Linked DNA regions of Mus musculus: all the other regions are linked to region 1. A link is a loop called in an ENCODE intact Hi-C map of the cell type or tissue named here. Cell type or tissue: left cerebral cortex. All regions are shown on one strand.

Region 1 (8,000 bases):
ACAGGGACGGCTGAGGGGGGCACAATGGTCACAGGCTCTGAGGACCCAAGGACAGGAGGCCCAAGGACAACATTGTCCTTGACGGTTGAATCTTTTTTTTTTAATATCAGGTTTATTTATTTATATGAGTACACTGCAGCTGTCCTCAGACACACCAGAAGAGGGCATCAGACATCATTACAGATAGTTGTGAGCCACCATGTGGTTGCTGGGAGCTGAACTCAGAACCTCTGGAAGAGCAGCCAGTGCTCTTAACCTCTGAGCCATCTCTTCAGCCTGATAGCGGAATCCTATAAATGCATCTGCCATTGGCCACGCCACTGCCCTATCTCAGGATATTCACAGGGACAGTGCCCTGTACCATGTAGCTCCTTATGTTGGGGGTAGGGAAGGGCACTTCTGGAACACTGTGAGTGAAACTGACTAGAGGCAGGAGGAACAGAGGACAATGCTCCTCACAGTCTTGGCCTCAGTGGGGTACTAATATCCCGGAGACCCTGTGGGAAGGAATTTGAGAAGGAGTAAACATTGCCAACTGGAGAGGGAAATAGTAAATTTTTATATTGGATTAACATATTAAATATAATTAAATATTAAATATTAAAAATTAGTAAATACTCAAAACATGAAGTAAATAGTTCAAATATTATCTTTTCAAATACATTTTGACCATACGTCTCTTTTTAAAACAATTTATTTCATATATGTGAGTACACAGTTGTTGTCTTCAGACACACCAGAAGAGGGCATCGGATTCCATTACAGATGGCTGTGAGCCAATGTGGTTGCTGGGAATTGAACTCAGGACATTTGGAAGATCTATCAGTGCTTTTAACCACTGAGCCATCTCTCCAGGCCAATCAGATGTCTTAAAATGTGCAGTCTGGCCAGAGACCGTGGTGCCCTGCGGCCCTAGCACTAGGGGAACTGAAGCACAAGCGTTGGAAGCTGGAGTTCAGAGGCAGCCTGGGTCACACTGTACATCCCAGGCCAACCCGGTCCCAGGCAACCCTGTCTGAAAAACGAAACCAAACACACACACTCTTGCACTTAATGTCCACGTCATATGCCTAGTGATGAACTCACATCAAGATACTTCTACTTCCCCGTGCCACCATGGTCTCTAGGAGCCACCAGGCTCTAGGTTCACAGTAATCCTGTCACAATGACCGAGGAGACGTCTGTGGCCACACCAGCCCTGCTCTGGCTATGAAGCCACAGCGGGACTCCATTTGTTCTGGTGGAGATGGTATTTGTGACTTTGCCAAGTGGTTGGTGTGACCCAAGGTCTGTAGTGGCAGTCAAAGGAATTCGGAATGGGAAGCTTGGAACTTCCATTGTGAGCAAGAAGTTCAGCTGATTCTGACCCAGCAGCAGGGACAGTACACAGCCACCATCTAACCAATGAGCATCCTGACTGCCTTGGGGGATAAAGGACGGCCATTCCTAAGACCTCAGCTGCATCTGATGCTGATCCAAAAGAAATCAGCAAGCCAAGCGTTGTGGTGCGCACCTGAAATCCCAGCATTTGGGAGGTGGAGGAAAGGTCAGGCTGGAATCCTGAAACTGCCTTAAAAAAAACCTAAACTTAGAACAAAACCAAAATTAACACAAGTGTGTTCAGAGTCCTGCTGTCTGTGCAGGTCTTCTGGGAGGGAATGGGGGAGGCTGGGTGGGCTTGCTTTTCAGCAAAGGTCTTCTAAAAGCTGAGTTTCAGACCTTCTAAGGTGACTTTGAAACTGTAGCTAGTTCAGCAGTTAATAGAATTTACCCTCTGCCTATTTCTGAAGCACCCAGGTCAGTGAGGTTCAGAACACGCACGTGTTGTGCTAGCATCCTCATCTCCCCAGAGGCCCTGTCTCCTTCAGAGTATGCTGCCTCTCCACACTGCCTGGTGATGCCACCTATGGCACGGGGCTCATCCTAGGCAGGGTCTGTTGACTGCCAACTTCTATCAAGCTTGGCCAAAAGACCTCCCAAGCTCACACTGACCTTTCTGAAGACCATCAACCACACCCTCAATTTCTGAGTAACTGTCTCTTACATTTATAAAGTAACTCTTAAGACTTGCAGACAGGATACCTTAAATGAAAAGTTCACAACCAAGGGACTCTGTGGCATGGTATAGAGCACGGTTGAGAACCCTGTGGCACCGTGCTTTGACTCCTGTAAGTCTGAGGTTCTACAGACACGGGAACTACTCTGGGGCTTCCTTTCCCCTGACAGAAGTCCTCCTGACAGATATGGTTCGGAAGGCTCACCATTATTCTGTCAGGAAACAACCGTCACTCCTGCCCTTCCTTGGCCTCCAGATCTCCAATCTTTAAAAATCACTTATTAAAGATTTCAAGGCCAGGAGGAGGTAGTTTCCATCAGCGCCTAGAGTGCTTCCTAGCCACTGCTGGCTCCTGCTTTGTCCCATCCGGCCTGGAGTAGCTGCTCCGTGTCCTCAGGTCGCTAAGGTTTCCTGGTCAAGGACCACGTCAAACTTTCAACAGGGTCAACTGAGCCACAAGTTCGTCCTCTGTGACTCCCTACAATTTCTTGTTGAACACTTAACGTTTTATCCTGCAGGTACCCTGAAATAGCAGAAGGCAGGATAAAACACCCACAATGCCTAGGGGCTCAGTGACCTTAGGATATGCTGACATAATTGAGGCTTATATCACATACTCCTAACTCCCCTGAATCCTAGGTTAGCAATTTGTGAAATAAGTTTCAATATTTTACTCAATTATACACAAAATGCAACTATCCCAACATGTCATGAATATTAAAATCTACTGTTGACTTGATGTAATTTTTGCATGGTTTTAAGACTTCATAAGCTTCCTTGTTAGTAATAATCTCTCTGAGAAGCTAAAGTGACAAGCTCTCTCCACCGAGAGGGTCAGACAGGATTCTGATAGTGACTGTCCTAACTTCCTGCCCTATGGAGTAAGGTACACGGAGCCCGGTGATGCTCTTTGGGCAGTGCAGATTTTCCCCAGGTGACAGATTCAGGTCTTAAATCAAAACAGATGTCATCACAGACCCACAGACTGCACTTGAAGGGGAGCTCTCCAGGCCTCGCTCTACTTGTCTGTCTGTCTGTCTGACCTGGTCTAACAGTTGCTACTTCAGGTCTTAGCTCACTGAAGTCAAGATGCAAATGAAAGTGACATGGTGCCCAAGGGCAGTGGAAAGACGTAGTTGGGCCCTAGCTCTGGCCTCTCTGGGTGCAGGGGGTACCAGCCTGGCTCCGGGGAACGTAGGGGGTTGTCAGCGATGGGCTACCAGCTCTGCCACCCAAGCAGGAGACAGAGCCCGAGGGACTGTTGCTGGGATGGGACAGGCCAGCTGCATGGAGTGACGCCCAGAAAAGGCTCCAGGACAAGCTGGGAGGAGCCATCCCGGTATGGAGGTACACGGGCATTCGGAACAGGACTTCCCCCTAGAATTTGAAGTTGCCTGGTGACTCGGGCAGAGGATCAGAGTCTTGATGTCAATTTCTAGGAAGAGGCTTAGCAGCTGAGTGAGCAGGTGTTTTCCCTGAGAGCAAGCCTGCAGCCGAGACCTCCTTTACCGGAAGCACATTTAGAAGGAGTGCCAGGCTGCCCCAACACCAGGAGGCTGGCCGTGAGCATCCAGGCAAATGACGAGAAGTCGGCACAGTCGGTCCCACCAGTGAGCACTGCTAGTGCATGCCTTACTGCTTCCTGACTGGTGGGGATCACACCGACTGGGGAGGACATCGTGGTCCTTCAGACGGGACTGCCAAATCATGTCCTCACCTCAGATGAAATCGACTGCGCCTTCCCACATGGCAGGCAAAGCTGATGGGAACAGCTCTTACCTGTGAGGGGCCCAAGTGCAGGGAGGGCTCTGTGGCCCCAGGCAGGGGTTAGTATGATGCTAAGGGCCTGGGGGGGGGGCACAGCTGTACTGTATGCTGGGGACTGTGTGTGTGTGTGCGTATGTGTGCACTTGTGTTGGGGCGGGACAGTGCTAATCCAGGATGTCACAGTTGAGCTCTGTAAGTATGCACATCTGTGACTGATCCGAGGACTCCACGCTGAGGTCAGGGCTCAGTGGTGGGAAGAAGCAGCTTTGTTAGGACAGACAGAAAGAGGCGAGCAGGTGACCTGGGAGGGGTCCGCTCTTCTTGGATGCCCTCTGCATGGACACAGAGTTAGGACAACTTGGAAGCAGGTCCCTGAACTTTAGTTCAGCTTAGTTTTGAACCTGTGGCCTCGTGTGCTCCCAGAGTTCCCCCCGGGGTGTTTCCTGAAGCATCTCGAAGCAAACAGATGGAAGACGAGTCCTTCCCTGCCTCTCTCCATCCTTTTCATAGCTTCCTGGCCTGGTCTTCTATTATTGGGGTTATTAATTTCACAGGCGCCTGAACAGTCATTAGCATGGCTGGTGAGAGGTGGCTGCTGCCTCACTCCGCTGCACCCAGACAGGGCTTTGTGAAGGCAGTCTTCACATCTGCCTGCTAAGGCGGCTTCCCTGCCTGCTGCCTGCCTGATGTCCCCACCAGATGGTGCTGCTGGTCCTCTCAGAACTGGTGAAGGCTGTGGCCAGGCACAGCATCTGGAAACCCAGTGTTCTCTGTGGCCAGTGGGTGGCTTCTGAGGCGTCAAAGCCTGTCTGGTGAGAACTCCACCTGGGTACTTTCAGTGTGACTATCCTGATAGAAGGACCCAAGCCCTCTCTGCCTTAGGCACATGCATTTTCCGTGCTTTTCACGAGCAGGTGCTAGGCTAGCACATACACGTGGCTCATGTTCAGTCTGGTCTAACTGCAGGGGCTTGCAGTGAGGAGTTTTGTCATTGGAATTCGTCCTAAGTGCCCGTTCCCTCCTGTAGGACTCCCAGATTCAGGGCCAGCTTGTTTTCCCAAGGGTTCAGAGGTGGCCAGGACAAGGGTCACATGTGATACTGCAACTCCCGCTTGTTGCTCTAATGTGCTCTTCTTTAGTTGCTTGGCTCACTGGATCTCGAGGGTCTAGCCTAGTCTAATTGCTCTACACAGGGAAGCTAAACCTCCCAGGGCTTTGTATGGGGCTCCCCTGGCTTCTAGTTGGTGCCTTACCATACTCAGGACGCTACCAGCTGCTTCAGGAGGGGTGTGGCCTTCACCTTGCCTGTGGACAGTTCCAGAAAGTTGCTCTTGGGCTAAGTAAGCTCTTTACAGTCAGAAACCTGCACCCCTTCTCTTCCTCCTCCTTCCTTTCATAGAAGACGAACATCAATGCTAGCCCATGACTAATCTGTCCTCACTGTAGTGGTTTGTATAGGCTCAGCCTAGGGGGTGGCACTATTAGAAGATGATGTGGCCCTGTTGGAGTAGGTGTGTCACTGTGGGTGTGGTCTTTAAGACCCTCATCCTAGCTGCCTGGAAGCCAGTTTTCTGCTAGCAGCCTTCAGATGAAGATGTAGAACTCTCAGCTCCTCCTGCACCATGCCTGCCTGGATGCTGCCATGTCTCTGCCTTGATGATAACGGACTGAACCTCTGAACCTGTAAGCCAGCCCCAATTAAATGTTGTCCTTATAAGAGTTGCCTTGGTCATGGTGTCTGTTCACAGCAGTAAAACCCTAACAAGACACTCACAGACTCTGTATGCAGTAGTGATCTTGGTGGCCAAGAGTCACACTACCTTCACCACAGAGGAGAGACCCCTGGGCATGTGAGCCCAGCGCTGCTTTTCCTACAGTCTTTAACCACTCAGAAGCACAGAACGCAGTGTGTGACTGGGCACCAGGGGGCATGGGTTATGAAGACAGAGGTTCTGGGTTCAGATGGGGAACCTCTTGGCCTTATTATCCGTCTGTATAACGGGAACGAGATCCATCTCGTGCAATAGCTGCAAGTCTTTTAAATGAACAAACCTATGGCCATATGTAGCACACGCCTGTTCACAACCTCACATGTGGTGGCAACAATGGAATTAATTTTGTTTCCTGAACTGTGACGCAAGAATTTCTCCTGGGGGCTGGAGGGATGGCTCAATGGTTAAGAGAATGAAAAGTTTGGTTCTCAGCACCTACACTGGGTGGCTCACAGCCATCCGTAGTCCCAGATTCAGAGGACTCAATGCCTCTGGTCTCTGGGTGGGGGTGGGGGTGGGGTGGGGAGTGGGGTGGGACTGCATTTGTGTGCACACACCCACACGCATAAGAAAAGTCAATCTGTAAAAAGAGGAGTTTGTCCCTCGTTCCTTCCTTTTCCATCTTCCTCCTTCATTTTTTTCTTGACTAGAGAATTTCTGGGCTTCTCTGCGCTCATCTGAGGAGTGTCAGGATGTCCACGGGTCCTCACTCTTCACCCTAAGCATCACTGGTACCCAAGGACTGGCAGGAATCAGGAGGAGAAAGGCTCCTCTGAGCTCTGAATGGGAAGGCCCATCTGCCTGTTACCCGCACTACTCCTAACAGGACAAGATGCCTTCCTCTGTTGGTGTTCCAGGGAAGACAACTTTTAGGAAGATTGTGGACCAACACCAAAGGTAGGAACACGTTTAAAAATAAGCCGTAGGGCAGGGGCCCTCCTTTTGAGCCCCAGAGCCCTGTGGTGAAGGGTTTTGGTTGGCGGGAGGCAGCCCCTGTACTCGCTGAGTCGGGAGTTGGACCTGTCTGCAGTGAGGTCTGGAGAGCCTCCTAGCACTGGGTCGGAACCGCCTGCGTGGTGTTACCCGAGCGGCCTGAGAATAATCTGTGTGATCAACAGCCTGTGGGTAAAACCATCCGTGCATTAAAAGCTTTACAAGTTACCTGATTTCACTAAGTAACACACTTAAAGCTATCCCATCTTTGATTCTGAAAGCACGGATGTTTTTAGGCGCATTCTTTTGAATTTCAATTATAAGGAAGTACCAGGGAACAGTCAATGGTGATTAGGCAGGCGCTGAAAACACGAGTATTAATCGTTATATCTGGAAATAAAATTCAGGCTCAAGGGTCACGCTTTACAGCAGATGGTTTCTGGGGGGCGGGGGTGTCCACAGTTCAAAGGACAAAGTATGTAGCTTCGGATTGAACTGAACCATGGCTCCTAAAAGTAGAAGGACCTGACAAGTCCTAATAGAGTCTCCACCAGAAAGGACAAGATGGTCAGACCCAGGCAGCCTCCCCCATCTGCAGCTGCTTCCATCTCCAGATCAAAGGTCTTCAGGAGTCAGAACCCAGCAATGAGTGGAAAACAATGACCGTTTTGCCTCCTCGGGGCTCCTTCTGCCAAGGAAGCTATGCATCTAGGAAGAATCAAACCACGGCCAAGAGTTTAACACAGCTGGATCAAGGTCTGGCACACAGAGTTCACACCCAGTATGAGGTCTTTCTGACCTCTTCATTGCTGGTTCCACAGGATTATATATCTGTATCCCCTTCATCACAAATGGTGGAGAGGGATTTGGAGAGCTGAGAGCATCAATCACCTCCCGCTTCTAAGGTGACAGATCAGATGCCATCCTGGTTTGGAGATATGCAAACTCAACGGCTGCCTGTGTGGAGATGGAACTTAGGAGCCTCTTTAGATCACACCACGCTCTTGGGCCTTTTCCAGAGTTAGTAGAAAAGAACAAAGTAATAAACAAAAACAAAAACAAAACAAACAAAACAAAACCCCAACACATCACCAATTTTGCTCCCTTTAAAAAACAAAAGAGGGCAGTTTTCATCTCACAAGGTGACCTGCTATTATCACGTCTACAGCAGGCTGTGTGGTGGCCAGGCATGGAGTAAGCAGGGCAGGCTGGGTACAGACTGGAATCAAAGCCCCTCGGTCTGCTTCTACGTGCACTTGGCGCCTCGGGCAGAGCTGCCACCCTCTTCCCTGATGCGGACCGGACATGATGCTCATTGATCTTGGCTCATTTTGGGTTTATCAATATGCAGGGCCTTAAAGCTGGCTTCTACGATCATAATCTAGGAAGTGTTTGTGCTACCTCTGGAGTGCTTCCTGCTCAGTATCTGGAGAGATGGAGGATGTCATCTCTCTCCTCTGTCCTAGCAGGAA
Region 2 (8,000 bases), 230 kb after region 1:
TGATAGGGAGTATAGAGGCAGCTGAAATATTAGGGCCTGTCTTGCTGTTTACTTTATTAATCAGTCTGACAAACTAGTGTGTATCTGTGGAAAGTGCTGACTACCTGTCGAGTATCCTGTGGACCACTCTGCTTTGGACTTGGCAGCTCTAGTGTGATTCGACTGTAAGAATTCTATGTCCAGTATTGCCCTCTAAATCCCATCACTTACTCTGTGACTCTGGAGAAGTTATTTGGGTATGAGTGCATGCATATGTGTGTGCATGTGTATTCATATGGAAAACTCAAGTTTATGTCAGGTATATTCCTTAATTGCTATTCATTTTTATTGAGGCAAGATCTCTCACTGAAGCTATAGCTCGCCAGTTCCAGGCAGATACAACGCCAGGACTTCTGAGCACGGTGACTACAGGCAGTTACCATGCTTGCCTGGCTTTTTTATGTGGTTCCTGAGGACTCGAACTCTGGTCCTCACATTGTGCAGTAAGTACTTTATCCACCGAGCCATTGCCCCAGCCCTCTGGACAAGCCATTTCATCTCTCCGAGCCTCTCTTTATTGCCTAGAAGATCAGAAAGAGCAAAGATATTTCTTAGGAGTTGTTCTCAAAATCCGTTTAAGAACCGCACAGCGAAGCCTCTGGTGTGGTGCTTTGCACTTGATGAATCTCATAAAAGCACAGTTTGTGTCTTGAGAGGTTTCCATTCTTCAATACATAAGGATTCATTCAGGGATGAGCTCATGACCTGACAATAGTTAGACACCCAAGTGTTCTGCTGAGGCTTCTTGGGCTTATTCTTAATGGATTCCAAGCTGGGAGCACAAACTTCTTGGAGATCTTATTACCTCTGAACTTGGAGATGAAAACCTAGACAGCTGGAGACAGAGCTGGAGGAAAACGAGCCCAGGGTGACTTTGGTCCCCGAGAGTCTGGCCAAGCCCAAAGTTTAACCATTTTTGGACTTTTCATCTACATCTGTCAATTGATTCAATTTTGTTTCTTGCAATCTGGGTTCGGGTTTTGGTTACATGCAAGACGAGAACTGTGACAGCTGCAGTGCTCCAGAGAGACGTCCTCACATCCTTATAGCTAAATTGTCATTGTGTAATGTCAACTTCCAACCTGGCAGCTCTGTTTACTTTCTTCCATGCATGGAGCCTCTGAGAGCAAAGAGTTTCCTAATTATCTGCCTCTTCTACGATCCCAGGACAGCTGTTTTTCATACTTCAAAGATGCCCTAACCTGAACTGTGTTCTGCATAGTTTTTCTTGGCAGCTATCAGCTTGGAGATGGTGCCCTAAAAACCACAGCAGCAGCATCTTTAGTGCCCTCTGTGGGTACTGAGAGCTTTATCAACAATGAATATCTAAAATGTCTTCACACCCACTCTAGCATCTGACCTGCAGGTGCCAGTCAGTGTGAAGCCCACAGTGTGGGCCAAACAGAAGCAGCATGAGCTCAGCCTCAGTGAGGATTCATGGGATATTTTCCTTCTCTTCCCAATGTCACCTCTATGCCATCACCTACTTGCTAATTAGCTTTGGAGAACTTTGCTAAAGGTTGGGTTAAGCCTGAAGGGAAATAGCACCATACTGTGGCACCTCTGGTGAACAGGGCTGTTGCAGTCACTGCAGCTGGGCCTGTGAGGAACATGAGCCTGAAGGTTGGGGGTGCTGGAGGAAGAACCCCAAGATCCAACAGGTTTCAAAGGATGCCAGTTATTTAGTGTTCTTTCCAGAGGACCCACTTACTTTCAGTGCCATACAATTGACTTGCAAAAGCAGGAACAGTCTGCATTCCAGATTCACTTTGGGTATGGAGGTTGATGGCCTTCCTTTTTGAAGATAGTTGTCATTAGCATGGATTCACATGTGTTAAATCAGAATGAAGTAAGTGAATCAGTCAATCAATCAGTCAATAAGTCAATCAGTCAGTCAATCAAGTAATCAATCAGTCAGTCAATCAACCAACCAATCAACCAACCAACCAACCAACCAACCAACCAACCAACCAACCAACCAACTAACCAATCAATCAGAGGAAAGAAGAAAGAAGAAAGAAAGGAAGAAAGAAAGAAAGAAAGAAAGAAAGAAAGAAAGAAAGAAAGAAAGGAAGAGAAAGAAAGGGAAGGGAAGGGAAGGGAAAGGGGGAGAAGGAAAAAAGAGACAGAGACAGAGAGACAGAGTAAGAAGGAGGGCATCTCTGGCACAAAGGTTTCTGTCAGAATCATAACTTGCACCAGGAACAATCAATCATATGTGCAGATGGGGAAAAGATTATGGGATCTCAATGTTATGTAAAGAACTAGAGATAACTAAGGCATGCTGAAAGGGGGAGAAATGGTTTTTCCCAACTCATGCGCATATGTATATGTATATGTGTGTTCATATGCATATATATGAATATATTCATTCATATGAAAGTATAGTCATATACATATACTCATGTGTGTATATATATTCATAAATAAACAAATACAGCTGGCTCAGTCTGTATACTATTATTTGCATGTATACTTTCAGGGTTGACCATTTGGCATTGGATAACTTATTGGGGTACTCTTCCCTGGGAAGACCGTTTCTCCCACTTTTGGCATGCCTTAGTTGTCTATAGTTCTTTGTATGGGATTGAGGTTTGCATGGTCTTGACCATATATTGATGTCATCCCTGTCCAGGTCATGTTTAGATATTTATGATGGTGAGACTTTATGAGTATGGCTTCTGACTTTTCCAAGAGACATCCACCCAGGAGACTCCCCATCCTTCTGCCCTTTACAACCTTTCTATTCACTCTTGCACAATGCTCCTCATGCCTTAGGTGCAGACACTGCATTGTAGGTATATAAGCTGGGATTAGACTCAGGAACTCTGAATTTTGATTGATTGTGGCTTTTTGTAATGATCTGTCTGTTGCAAAGAGACGTTTTCTAAATGAGGAAGGACGATTATACTTAGCTTGAGTATAAGGAGAAATATTTAGAATGTTTGTAAGGATTATGCTGGTTTAGTAGAGTGAAGGTTCTCCTCCCAGATTCATGACTTCAATCACCCGAGGCGGTTTTCCAGGACCAGGCATGATTCTCATCTCATTGAGCTAGTCTTAAGTCCAATTAGAGAGTTGTTATTTACTGCTAAGACATACACATCATTATCACATGCTAAGGGTTATCATTCCACACTGCCTATTGTTGAGGCTCATAGCATCATAACTGGATTGGACTGTTGCTTTCTTCCCTAATTTGGAAGTTTGCATAGAACCTTCTTGTACCATAAAAGATAGTTGTATGGAGAAGTCTTTAAGGGGCCTCTTCTAGTTCAGGACTCTTTAGGCTCCATGTCTGAAATGCAATAGAGTCTTCAGTAAGAGAGACTTACCTTCCATCTCAGAGAGTGTGGGGTAACCGAGGGCAATAATAATGATCTAGAATGTGTTGGGAGTATCTTGAATAACTCATACCAGTAACTCAATAGAGGGTTTCTCTTGCCTGGTGGGTTTTTTTGTTACGTGGTCTTTGGCTTTTGTATATTTATAAACAAACTTATTTGTATATATTTTTAGGTAAAGATGATCCTCTTAGGACTGCTTTCATTGTGTCCCATAGATTTTGGTATGTCACACTTTTATTTTCATTAAATTTTAAGAATTAAAAAGAATTCTTTCTGGTTTCAGAAATAAGTAGCACTAAATACCTTTGGAAAAAGTCGTAAGAAAACTTACTACTGCGAAAGATATCAATAATATATATACATACACATATATAGATAGAGTTTTTAATGCAATTACTCTATAACAAGATCACAATGCCTCTGATAGACACTACAGGCTAACAAATAAAAATCCCAGGGTAAGGAATGGGCTACCTCTTTTGGAATTGTTGACCAGTGAGGTATCATAGGCCACCAGGAAATCCAGGCTATTGCCAACAGTATTGGTTATCCTTCCGCACTGATAGATAACGATACCATATCGTTGTAGCCACCAAATACTTGATGGAATGTGTAGAAACCAAATTGGTATTAACTGTGTGTTTAATTCATACTGACTAGCTCTACAGTGCTAGAAGGTGCTATATACTGTACCACAGGAGTAACCATCAGTCATACCTAGTTGTAGACCTCTACAAGTGGTAACAATGATTGGCCTGGTAGACATTCCCTCTGGTACAATGATGAAATAATTGTTCCAGGAGTAGCTGACAACCTTCTGATTGAATTTAAGGACCACTCCTCAAGATGACACTCATACTTGACCTTGTTATTTGAGTCAAGGCAGGACATAGGCCCTAGGGCAGTGATTCTTAACCTTCCTGATGCTGAGGACCTTTAAAATATCCTCATGTTGTAGTGAGTCTCTACCATAAATTTATTTTGCTTCTATTTCATCATGGTAATTTTGCACTGTTTAAATCATACTCTAGTTATCTGAGATACAGGATATCTAATATGTGACCTCTTCGAAAATGTCTTTTGACCTCCACAAAGGAGTTGTGCCCCACAGGTTGAGAACCACTGCCCTAGGAGCTAACCTATTACAACTACTCTGATAACAGGATATATTATTAAGCCAACTTCTAATGCTCTATTGTTATAGTTTATTGCATCTCTCAACCTCTTCAGAGAAGCTTCTTGCAGTCAATAGATGATGATTAACACAGATCTACAACTTGTCATGTGTAGAGAATGGGAGGTGATGGAATACTCAGCTTTAAACGAGACACATCAATCCCTCTACTCACAAGGCTCAGAGTCATTATGGAATCGGGGCAGAAAGGTTTTAATACTCAGAGCTACTGAATGATTATAAGGACGTGGTATTTATACATCAGGGCACGTGCTCTTATGAACTCATAAGGGTTGTGAAAGCATGCACAAGTCCTGCCCAAACTCAAGCTGGATCAAATCTCAACATGTGGAAAGTCCTACCCCTAGTTGAGGAGGTATTGGTAATAACTAGGTGCTGGGAGAGAGAAAATTTTCTTTGAGCATGTGGTCCCCCTGGTAAGTTGACCGTATGGATAATAATACATCAAAGAGTATTCAGGCAGAAATATTTGACTTGATGGGTTTAACAAAAAAAATAATATAGAATTGGGTGGACCAGTAATGGGGGGGGGTATGATCAAAATGTATTGTATGAAATTCCCAAAGAACTAACAAAAAATTTTAAAGCAACAAAAATAGTCAATGGTATTATAGTAGTTCTTTCATTAATGACAGGCTACTCAGGTGGTATACACATGGTTTTGCCAGATTTGCACGTTATTTCATGAAGATCTATGTGATTGAACTATGTGGTTATTTGAACTCCATTATGAGCATAAAGATTCTTTGCAGTCATTAGGAATGGTCACTTGCTTTCCTCCTGAATGCACGAGTAGAGGAAGCTATTGTCCCAGCCAAGAACTTCTTACCTGACATTGCAGCATGGGCTCTGTCAAGAGCTAGGTGAGATGGGTGTGAAGGGTGGGAATCTGGAAACCCATGGCAACAGCAGCCAGGATGGCAGTCACCATGATGTAGGGTGCAGTGTTAACTATCTCTGTTGAGGAAGCCTGTAGAATGATCCCTAACCCTAAGGAGCTAAGGACTGATCTTGCTCCCACTGCTACATAAAGAAGCTGTGGGGCTAAGTAAAGGGTGTATCTTGGTCACACTTTTGTCTCCATATGACTTTTGTGCTTGGTAGAGCACTAATTATATACCAAGTTAAAACATCCCAATTTTATGACTAACTATGAAATTTGTTAGCTATGTAATATTGCCAAAAGCTGCATGATAATACTGAACATATTTCTCTTTTCAAAGTGAGTCTGGAGCTCCTAGGAGACACCTGATAGTAAGCAGGACAGAGAGACAAGTGTTAAAATGGTCCTCAAGCTTAAAACACAGCAGACTGGAGGTGTGTCAAACCATCACAATGAGAATTAGCGTTGCTCCATGGTTTGCAAGTTTTCCCAGTTAACCCAAAGCGGATCTCTGTCCACTTTTGGTTGTCTCTGACCAGTGTTCGTCACTCAACTTGCCTGCTTTTGCACCCACTCTCCAAGGTTCCACATGCCCTGCAAAGGCTGTTTCTCATCCATCTTCTGCCTCACTATCCTGGGCACCTGTTGGGGAGATTTCCAGTTCCCTCTTCTGAGCGTCGCTCCTCCCCTGATTTTGACAGTAGCATAATGCTCTGTGCTTTCTCCTTCAGCCTCCTTCCCTGAAGTCTGAAGCACTTCCCCAGGACTTTCACCATTCTAGGATTCTTTCTCTACATACTTGAAACAAATGTATTTTCTACTCATGTCAGTTCTTCAACTCTCTACCCTAGGGAGATGATACTCAGCTTTGTATCTTATGAGTCTCAGTTTCCAAAGGCCTTTTCAACATTCCTCTTGGATTTACCACCACCGTTGGTGATCCAAGTATTCAAAGGGAGTGAGTTACCCCTTTTTTAAGCCTAAGGATAGGTCTTATATTGCTGGGATTTTGGAAACCCAGGCACACATCCTCAGAAGGATGTCTAGGTGCCTCCGTAATTCACTTGGCAGCCACTGCTACTGATTTACATAAATCATATTTCACACGATTTCTTTTTCTTTACTGGGTATTGAACCCAGATCCTCATGTACAGTGGTTAAATGGTTTGCCACTGAACAAAATCACATTTACTTTGAAATGGGATATCACTAAATTGCTCAGGCTAGCTTTGAACTTGTCATTCTCCTTTGTCAGTTTCCCAAGTATCTGGGTTTACAGGCCTGGTGGCACCAAAGTAGGAAAGTTCTATAATGAAAGGCGCGCATCTCTACAACTTGGAGTGTTTCTGTTGTAGTTCATGTTCCAGCAAGACAGCTTGTTCTCTTCTCCTTGTAAGGTCAAGAATAGCTCTGGCCATACCTCCACTGAGTTTTACAGAATACAGGGGGATACTCTGTGTGGAGACTCTGCCCACAGAGCCTTCTCCACAGCACTACCAGTGAGATCCTGGCTTGAAGTGCACACCAGCAGAAGCTTATCTAAAACCTGAACGAATCCTTGGCAACCCAAGGTCCAGTTCTCTTAATAAGGACTTAAATACTAGTTTGTTTGTGTGGGAACTTCTGGATAAACGAGACTCAGAAACACTCAGTTTTTCAGATATAGTCAAGTATGCACTCTCAAACGTAAGCACAGTCTGGGTATAATTTGATGTCCAAACACAGACAGGAGAACTAGTTGAGTAGTTACTAGAATGGCAAGCAGAGTCTGTGAGGAGCTCGGAGACTGCACAGGTTGTTTGCCATAAAGGAAGCTGTGTAATGGCTGGTAGTTTTAGGGATTGAGGGCTTTGGAGAGCAGAGTTATAAAAATACATTTCTCCAACCAGTGATTTCTAATTTACATCATGGGATTCCTGGAAACTTGACTTACTTTCCTCTTTGGTCTTATGGAGGATACAGCATGGCTTTCTGTTGGATGGGAAAGTCAGCTGGTAATGCTCACCTTCTGTTAATAGGCTGGCCACAGACTCCTCTGCATCAGAGGTGGAAGTGTACTGGCCATAGTGTCCCTACTGGTCTGAGGGAGTATTGATAAAACAGTGGCCATTTAGGCAAGGGTTGGGCTATCTTCCTGTACCCATGTGACAGCACCTAATTTCTTCAGACAGGAATGTTTCCTCCAGAGGCAGAATTCTCAGGAACAAGGGGAACAGCACCACAGGCTCAAAGGGGAGCCGAGGGAAGAGAAACAAGACATAAAATACACAAAGCTTTATGGGACTGTTTGTTTTGCTTCGGAATTCAAACTCTGCCTTTCCATTTTAAAAATAGCACTTCTATTACGAAAGGGGTTGTAATTGGTCAGACTTCACCTAGATTGCCATCATTGTCACGTGTTACTCTTATAACTGTGATTTTTTTATTGCTAAACCATGATTGTCATATAAGGGTCAAAGCACTAACATTACAATTGATCCAGTATTGAAAGATCTTACTTCATAGGCTAAGATTAACCCCAATGCCAAGTGCTACT
Region 3 (8,000 bases), 89 kb after region 1:
ATGTGGTTGCTGGGATATGAACTCAGGACCTTCGGAAGGGCAGTCAGCGCTCTTACCCGCTGAGCCATCTCACCAGCCCGTGGCTTCTCTTTCTATCCCTTCAGTTCTGTTACCTACTCTATTCAGTTATTTCTGCCTATAGGTGACAAATGCTTATATTTTTGTGTTTAGAAGAATATAAGTGAATTCTCCATATTTCCTTCCTCATGCCCCCCCCTCTTCTTTAGTCCAATCTACTCACCAATCTCTCCTTCCTTCCTCTTCATACTTGATCACAGAAATCATCTCATAATGCACATATACTTGTCATTCTACAGAGCTGCATCGTACCTTAGCACCATGTGGTACTGTGATTCCCGGATGACTTACTGAGAATTTGGTTCTTATGCAACTGGGTTGTTCTAAGCTCTGTGCATCAAACCAAAGATGTTGCAATGAATAGCTGTTGGAACTTTTATTTTCAAAATCTTGTCAGTATCCCATTGGGTTAGATCCTGAAAGTGGGCTAACGGTACTTACCTTGTCAGTTTGGTTTTCATTAGAGATTGCAAAGGGCTGATGTTTTAAACTCAATTTATCTTTATTCATGAACTGGAGAAGGTTCCGTTGATCACATCTCTGAGTGCACCCAACGACAGGCGTTTAAGAAAGTCAGGGTGCTGGGTGAGTTTTTCCCCCTTGTTGACATTTGCTACAATGATTGGCTCTCAAGCACTCAGCACAGATGACCAAGGAAGCTTTTCTGTCTGAGTTGTTATAAGCATATGCATTTAACATCTGATACATTTCCATCCGATGGGATATTGGGGCAATTTTAATTGGCACTTGTCTTGTTATAGCAAAGCAGAGCATCTTGTTGTCTGTCAGTGAGTCAGCTGTCTTCACTTCTCCACAAATGTCCTGCTGATATTTCCACGGTTGACTGCTGGTGTTGGCATTGGTCTTTTCTTTCTTTATTAGAACTACAAATTAAGTTCATTGCTCTTTGTATTTTTCTTAGTGTATTGACTATCACTTTAACTTTATTCACATGTTTTTTTTTTTTATTTAGCCATAAAGAAAGAACAATGTTGGGGAAAATATGATCACAATATTATAACTGTCAAATATGTGTGTGAAATAAAAAGATGTTTAAAGATAATTAAATAAATTAATTTTCTATGATTTTTAATTAGTTTTTTTTTGAGATTTTGTACAATGTGCTTTGCTCATACATACTCTCCTCTATCTCTGCCCAGTCCCTACCCACCCAACTCTGTAGACGCTTTTTTTTTTTTAACCCATAAAATCCAATTGTGTTGCACGTGTACTTTTGGGGGTGTGGCCTTCACTGGAGCATGATGGGAGTACAGAATCAATACTCTGATGCTCATGAGAAAGTGGGGTCTTCCTCCCCCTGCAGATATGTTCTTTATCTCCTCTAGGTTCCAGATCATAATCAGGGAAATCGTTTTTATTCTCAAGTTAAAGAGAAATCTATCTTCTTTTTCTTTTACTATATATTTTTGTTTACACTTAAATACTTATATCATTGGACATTTATCCAAAGTAAATATTCAACTTCTCCCCCCACCCCAATGTCACCTGTGAGAAAGATAGTCTCTGCTGGTCTATGCTCAGTGAGGTGTCATTTTTTATATTATGTGGTAAGTTTTTAGTCATGTGAGTCTGTCTCTGGATTCTCTCTTCTACGCTGAGTCTGTCTGTCTGTCTGAATGACAGAGGTTCGCTCTGTGCTTTAGGACCTGAGCTGTCTGGCTGCCCTCAGCTCTTGCCATTGCTCTTCGTTCTCAATGCCAGGCTTGCTCATCATTTCAGATGAACTGTATAATCAGACTCCCTGGCCTGTGGTGGTGCAGTTTTCAAAAACATCTTCTACAGTCTAAAAGACTGGAACTTTCTTGGGACCTCACAGCCAGGGTTAACAACACACTTTGAGGTCACTTAAGACTTAAGCCCGCTGTCCTATTGTGTGCTCTGCCTGCTTATTTAACCTGCCTTTAAGGGAACAATGATACGATCAGCCTTACTTGCCTTAGATTTCACTCATAACCAACTTTTACAACCCAAGCCACTGAACAGTTGTAATCTTAACTTATGTGCTCTTCCATGCCCCGATCCAAGTGTATGTGTGTACATATGTGTGTTATGAAAACCGTTTGCTGGCCTTATAAAATGAATATTCACCATAAACACAGAAAGCAGTACTCATATTACTTGATAGATAAGAATGTGCTCTCACATGTGTGTGTGTGAGAGAGGGGGGGAGAAAGAGGGAGAGAGAGAGAGAGAGAGAGAGAGAGAGAGAGAGAGAGAGAGAGAGAGAGAGAGAAGCAGAGATCTGGGTCATTTGGGATCAGGGATGTCAGTTTTTGTAAAAATCTGTCAAGATTTTTGTAAAATATCCCCACTCCCTTCCCCATGTGATGCTTCCTCTGCTGCTCAACAAGTGAGAGAGGAAAACCCCTTTGTTAGGGACAGACACCCAGGGACAGATACACACACACAGACAAGGACAGACAGACTCACAAGACAATATTCAGGCAGGCACAGATTCAGATTCATGTGGCAGTCAGGCAGGGTGATGACACATGGGAGAGTGAAGTAGAAAAGTCAAATCTAGGATACTCTTCCATAATGTGGCACCGATACAGTATTGGGACTCGAGGTTATTATTGATGAACTCAAGCTGACTGCACCGGTGCACATAAGATCCCTGGTAACTTAAGACAGGAATCACGTTAGACTTACATATTGACTGAGAATGATTTTTTTACTTATGCAATGTTCCTATGGAAGAACAGGGGTGTCTTTGCATTTGTGCAAGTGTACGTCTGTGGTTTGCTGGATGTTTACTGGTTTGCTTCATGTAGCCTCATCCTCCTTAGTTCGAGTTAGAAACTTTTTGTATTGTTTTTCCTTGTCATAAGTGTGGCCTTCAAAGCCAGCAGTGTAGGCACGCATCCGCAGTTTCAGCATAAGGGAGGTGGGGTGTCAACTCCCTTTCATAATTACGCTTCCCAGCTTCTTAGTCCACTGAAAGGTGATGAAGCAAGTGGAAACTAAGAAACAGAGAACAAGGCAGTCAGTGACCCAAAGTGATGTCATGTGCACCGGCATGAGACACATCAGGCTCAGGGAGGTAAGTGGCGGATTATGTGAAAACTTTCAAGTTCTTGTTTGGTTCTGTTGGCCAAGAGCTCACTCATTGTTGATCCAGGTGGGCCTTGAACTCATGGTGCTCCGTCTCCCAAGTACTGAGATTACAGGCCCATGACCCTGCAGCCAACTTTTCAGTTCCTGGTATAGCATTGGCTTTGACTTGCCAGGAGATAGGAAGCCATCTTAGAGCAGGGGCACAAGAGTCCCCAGAGTCATTAGCGTAGGTTCATGGAAACAGAAGGTGACTGAGCCAGAACTTGAACCCAGTCCTTATCTGAAGTCCGTGTCCCATCTGCTGCACGCATTTCTTTCCTAATGTATTAAGTACAAACACTTAATTTCATATACCACTTATGTTTGTTTTATGCCCACCTTCCTTTTTTCCCCCTCTCATTCCAAAAGTAAATATGTATCACTGCCGTGTGTGTGTGTGTGTGTGTGTGTGTGTGTGTGTGTGTGTGTGTGTGTTGCTGTGTGTGTTTGTGTGCCTATAAATTGTACCTTGGACAATAAAGGAAGTGGACAACCATCTCCCCAGTCTCAGGAAATTTATAGTCTGCCTGTAAAGAGAAGACAGGAGTTGTATTGAAATTATTTATATTCAACGATTTTCACTTTGGGGGGATTCTTGCTTGTCTCATTTAATTACCTCAAACAAAATTGCCGCTTCTTTTTTTTTTTTTTTTCCTTCAAGAATCTTCCCAACTGAGAAGTGGAAGCAGTCAAAGAAACGTGGGATTTCCTTTTCGATTTTATGGCTTTTGCTTTCCAGCCTGGCTGTTCAGTTAGCACAGTAAAAGGCAACTCCCTGCACGCCCCTAAGCCTTGCAAACCCCACCTGTGATCGGAAAATCCAGCTGTGCGCTTTCTATTTCTCGCCTCATTGCCAGGAATAAGGATTCAGCAATCCTGGCTTTAGTGACAGAGCTGCCTGTAACACCTGCGGCAAGGCACAGACCAGCTCAGCAGTTCTTGCGGGCAAGCAGAGCAGAGCAGAGCAGAGCAGAGCAGAGCAGAGCAGAGCAGAGCAGAGCAGAGCAGAGCAGAGCAGAGCAGAGCAGAGCAGAGCAGAGCAGAGCAGAGCAGAGCAGAGCAGAGCAGAGCAGAGCAGAGCAGAGCAGAGCAGAGCAGAGCAGAGCAGAGCAGAGCAGAGCAGAGCAGAGCAGAGCAGAGCAGAGCAGAGCAGAGCAGAGCAGAGCAGAGCAGAGCAGAGCAGAGCAGAGCAGAGCAGAGCAGAGCAGAGCAGAGCAGAGCAGAGCAGAGCAGAGCAGAGCAGAGCAGAGCAGAGCAGAGCAGAGCAGAGCAGAGCAGAGCAGAGCAGAGCAGAGCAGAGCAGAGCAGAGCAGAGCAGAGCAGAGCAGAGCAGAGCAGAGCAGAGCAGAGCAGAGCAGAGCAGAGCAGAGCAGAGCAGAGCAGAGCAGAGCAGAGCAGAGCAGAGCAGAGCAGAGCAGAGCAGAGCAGAGCAGAGCAGAGCAGAGCAGAGCAGAGCAGAGCAGAGCAGAGCAGAGCAGAGCAGAGCAGAGCAGAGCAGAGCAGAGCAGAGCAGAGCAGAGCAGAGCAGAGCAGAGCAGAGCAGAGCAGAGCAGAGCAGAGCAGAGCAGAGCAGAGCAGAGCAGAGCAGAGCAGAGCAGAGCAGAGCAGAGCAGAGCAGAGCAGAGCAGAGCAGAGCAGAGCAGAGCAGAGCAGAGCAGAGCAGAGCAGAGCAGAGCAGAGCAGAGCAGAGCAGAGCAGAGCAGAGCAGAGCAGAGCAGAGCAGAGCAGAGCAGAGCAGAGCAGAGCAGAGCAGAGCAGAGCAGAGCAGAGCAGAGCAGAGCAGAGCAGAGCAGAGCAGAGCAGAGCAGAGCAGAGCAGAGCAGAGCAGAGCAGAGCAGAGCAGAGCAGAGCAGAGCAGAGCAGAGCAGAGCAGAGCAGAACATTAGTCAGGAAGAGGAGATGTGATGCACTGGACACCTCCCACTCACTCACTCGAAGCTTCAGGTGCCCTGGCTCCGCTCCTTAAAGTCATAATATATATCCCACACCTTGATGTGGAGACGTGACACATCCAATGGAGAACACAGTCTAAAAGACTCTGCTGTATCCCCGTGGCCACTGTTTGAGTTACTCAGGACTCAGACCTGACAGTGTGGCCCCTGGCTTTTCTGCAGGAGTCCTGGAAAGCACCTCTAACAGGAGAACAAACGCTGGGTACTGATTCCGGACACATGGGCTTGAGGTTGACCTTGGTCATTATCTCTCCACTGGTTGTCACTCTCCAAGAATTGAATGGTGAAGTGACCTAGCCTTGTAAGACATTGTGGGCTTTTTTTGGGGGGGGGTCTTGCAGAAGGTCATATATAGATGACTTTTATAATTTTTAAAATCCTTGTTAGGAAGTTCATTCCAATTCTGATTGGTTTGCTTCCATGGTCTATGTCAAACTCGGTCTCTCAAGCCACAGACCACAGTGTCCCACCTGTGACCCTCCCAGAAATAGAGGAATTTCACTTTAGCTAGTATGTTCCCACGTTCAGTCTTCCCCTACACCCTTTCTCTTTTCTTCTTCCTCCTCCTCCTCTTCTCCCTCTTCCTCCTTCTTCATGGATAGGGTCTTTCTATGTAGACCAGATTGGCTTTGAACTTATGATCTTCTTGCCTCTCTCTGCCTCTGTGTTCTGGGGTTAAAGGTGTTTGCTGCTATTCTGGTCAGATAAACATTATCAAACAGCTACTCCATAGTTTAGGAATGTTGTCCTTTGCTTAACAAAGTAAGTTAGACTCTCACTCTATGGTATGAGTAAACGTTTCAGTCGTTCACTCACTCACTCCATTCATCCATCCAGCCACCAACCCCCTTCATTCATTACATAAATATAAGAGCTTCTACAAGGCACCCTGAGACCCAGCACCCCTACTGCTGCGGTTTGAGGCTAGTGGTTCAGGGACTGCCATCTTTTTGCCTATTACTTCCCTGTCTCAGCGTCTCTGCTGTGATGCTCCTACAAGAGTCTTTTAAGAACTATAGCTTACTTTTCTCGTAAAGTTTTTATACCTTAGAAATCGATGCAATTCAGCATTAGATGTTGTGTTAATTAGGAAGTCTTTGGCATCTGTATGCAAAATCCTTTCCAGGAAAGGTCAACTTCCCCATCCAAGATACAACAAAGATAGAAATAAAATTATTTTAAATTTCTTCTTTCTTTTCATCTTTCCTTTTTTTTATTTCTTCATTTCCCCCTTATTCTAGATTTTTTTCACTTATTGTGATAATTTCTAGTTCTGCTCATGTTTCTTGCTATTGGTGATTCCCTCTTCGGTTGTTGAACATCGGTTTAAAACAGCCTTCTTAACACGCTACGTTTTGGGAACTGTTATCCTTTGCTTAACAATGCAGGTTCTCACGGTATTGAATGTACACTCCACTGTGTGTACACACCACACTTGCTTTCCTCACAGACCGTTGGTGACCCCTGGGACTGCTCTGTGGTAAACATTTCGAGGCTTTGACACAAATGTCACAGATACAGTGCTGATAAGTTCATTGGATGGTGAGTGATCCAACAGTGACCTGATCCCTGAGTTTCCTGAGTACTCACCTATTGTATGGCAGCAAGTCAGGGCAGAGCCCAGCTTGTTCCCCTGCCAGTGCTAGTTCCCTTTCTTTCTAGGCACAACCCAGGCATGACAGGCAGGCTTTTTACCCCCTAATCTCACCTGGCTCTTGGGTCCCATAGTAGTATTTCCTTGAAAACAAAACTTTTGTGTTGGTCCAGTGGAAAAGACATGCAGTTGCTCTATCGGGAGCCCAGGTGGAAGCAGCCGCAGCAGACGTTTGTACACATTAGAGTCTAAGAAAGTGCTCTCAATCCTTGAAGAAAACCATTACTTGGCTCACTGCAAGCTAATTGCATTTGTTCAGTCAGTGTGAAAATGAATGCAGACGGGATGAGCTATGAAACACCCTACTGTTAAATCACAGAATCAAGCCACTTGTTCAGGAGACTTGGCCTAGGATGCGACTTTCACCAAGAAGTGGGAAATTGCTTGGTAAATTTCACTTTTATGCTTAAGTAACTCTTTTAATTAATTTCTATTGACCTGCTCCTCCTCCAGCATAACAGGTGTGCAGAGCTAAAGGTAGGCTGTGGGGGTGGGAAGATGCTCCTTCCCTTTGCCCTGCACAGAGCTGCCAGGTGCTAGACCCTGAGGCTTTGAGGGCCAGCCTCAGTGGACACAGCTCAGTAGCTCCTTACCTCCAGCTCTTGTGATAAAAGCTTACTTTGGGGATTAGAGGCCATGTTGAGACTTAGAAATCACAGAGAATCAAGTTTTAATGGGAAAAAGTACACGACATTAGGGTACTGAATTTAAAGGGCAATACCGGAGTCAAGGCTCTGGTATTATCTCTCCCATCACAGGCGCCATCCCATCTTTGCTCTGATTGGCTGATTCCTTAAGTTAGTCAGCTCTTCCTTAGTAAAGAAACAGAGAGGTACCCTGTCATCCATTTACATGTGGAAGAAATTGGGGGTTGATCCCTGAGTTTTCAGAAAGGTTTTAAGGCACCTGGTGAGTAAATATAACATCCCCTGGAGTTTGAAGAAAAACGTCTCCATAATAAAGGTCTATATTGTTGTTTCATGTTCAATACTGCAGAGAAATACTTAAGATTATGAAATAGTTATTAGATACTTAATAGAATGAGCAATTTATTTTGCAAGTCATAGTACACTCTAGCACTTTAAGTGGTCTGGTTTTAGATATGTCACTAGACCACGATTTGTATTTAAAAAAATTAGTATCATGTATGGTCTTCCCAGTTAATTAGGCAGGACACAGATAACAAGGTCTTTTAATTA

Evidence for each region. Peaks named below come from ENCODE experiments on the same cell type or tissue, not always from the same donor. Only the 100,000 strongest peaks of a DNase experiment are listed, where the experiment ranks them.
Region 2: a loop joins it to region 1, with 2.3 times the contacts of the local background. A loop is called at or near these places in 2 of 42 quality-filtered maps.
Region 3: a loop joins it to region 1, with 2.2 times the contacts of the local background. A loop is called at or near these places in 3 of 42 quality-filtered maps.

Annotation. Positions count from the first base shown.
Region 1 is chr15:31,261,577-31,269,576 of GRCm38, reverse strand. The region is part of intron 2 of Dap (death-associated protein); the gene reads right to left. Gm41285 (a long non-coding RNA gene) reads left to right here and starts at 6,125. Exons shown (of 2, transcript XR_875099.2): 1 at 6,125-6,492. In left cerebral cortex, a CTCF peak has its summit at 4,521 (motif pointing right); a DNase peak (open chromatin) is centred at 4,524.
Region 2 is chr15:31,030,565-31,038,564 of GRCm38, reverse strand. No RefSeq gene overlaps it. Among named protein-coding and RNA genes, the nearest start is that of 4930430F21Rik, 4.6 kb to the left of the region's middle. In left cerebral cortex, no CTCF peak of the experiment used is centred here; no DNase peak of the experiment used is centred here.
Region 3 is chr15:31,172,831-31,180,830 of GRCm38, reverse strand. No RefSeq gene overlaps it. Among named protein-coding and RNA genes, the nearest start is that of Gm26416, 18 kb to the left of the region's middle. In left cerebral cortex, no CTCF peak of the experiment used is centred here; a DNase peak (open chromatin) is centred at 4,083.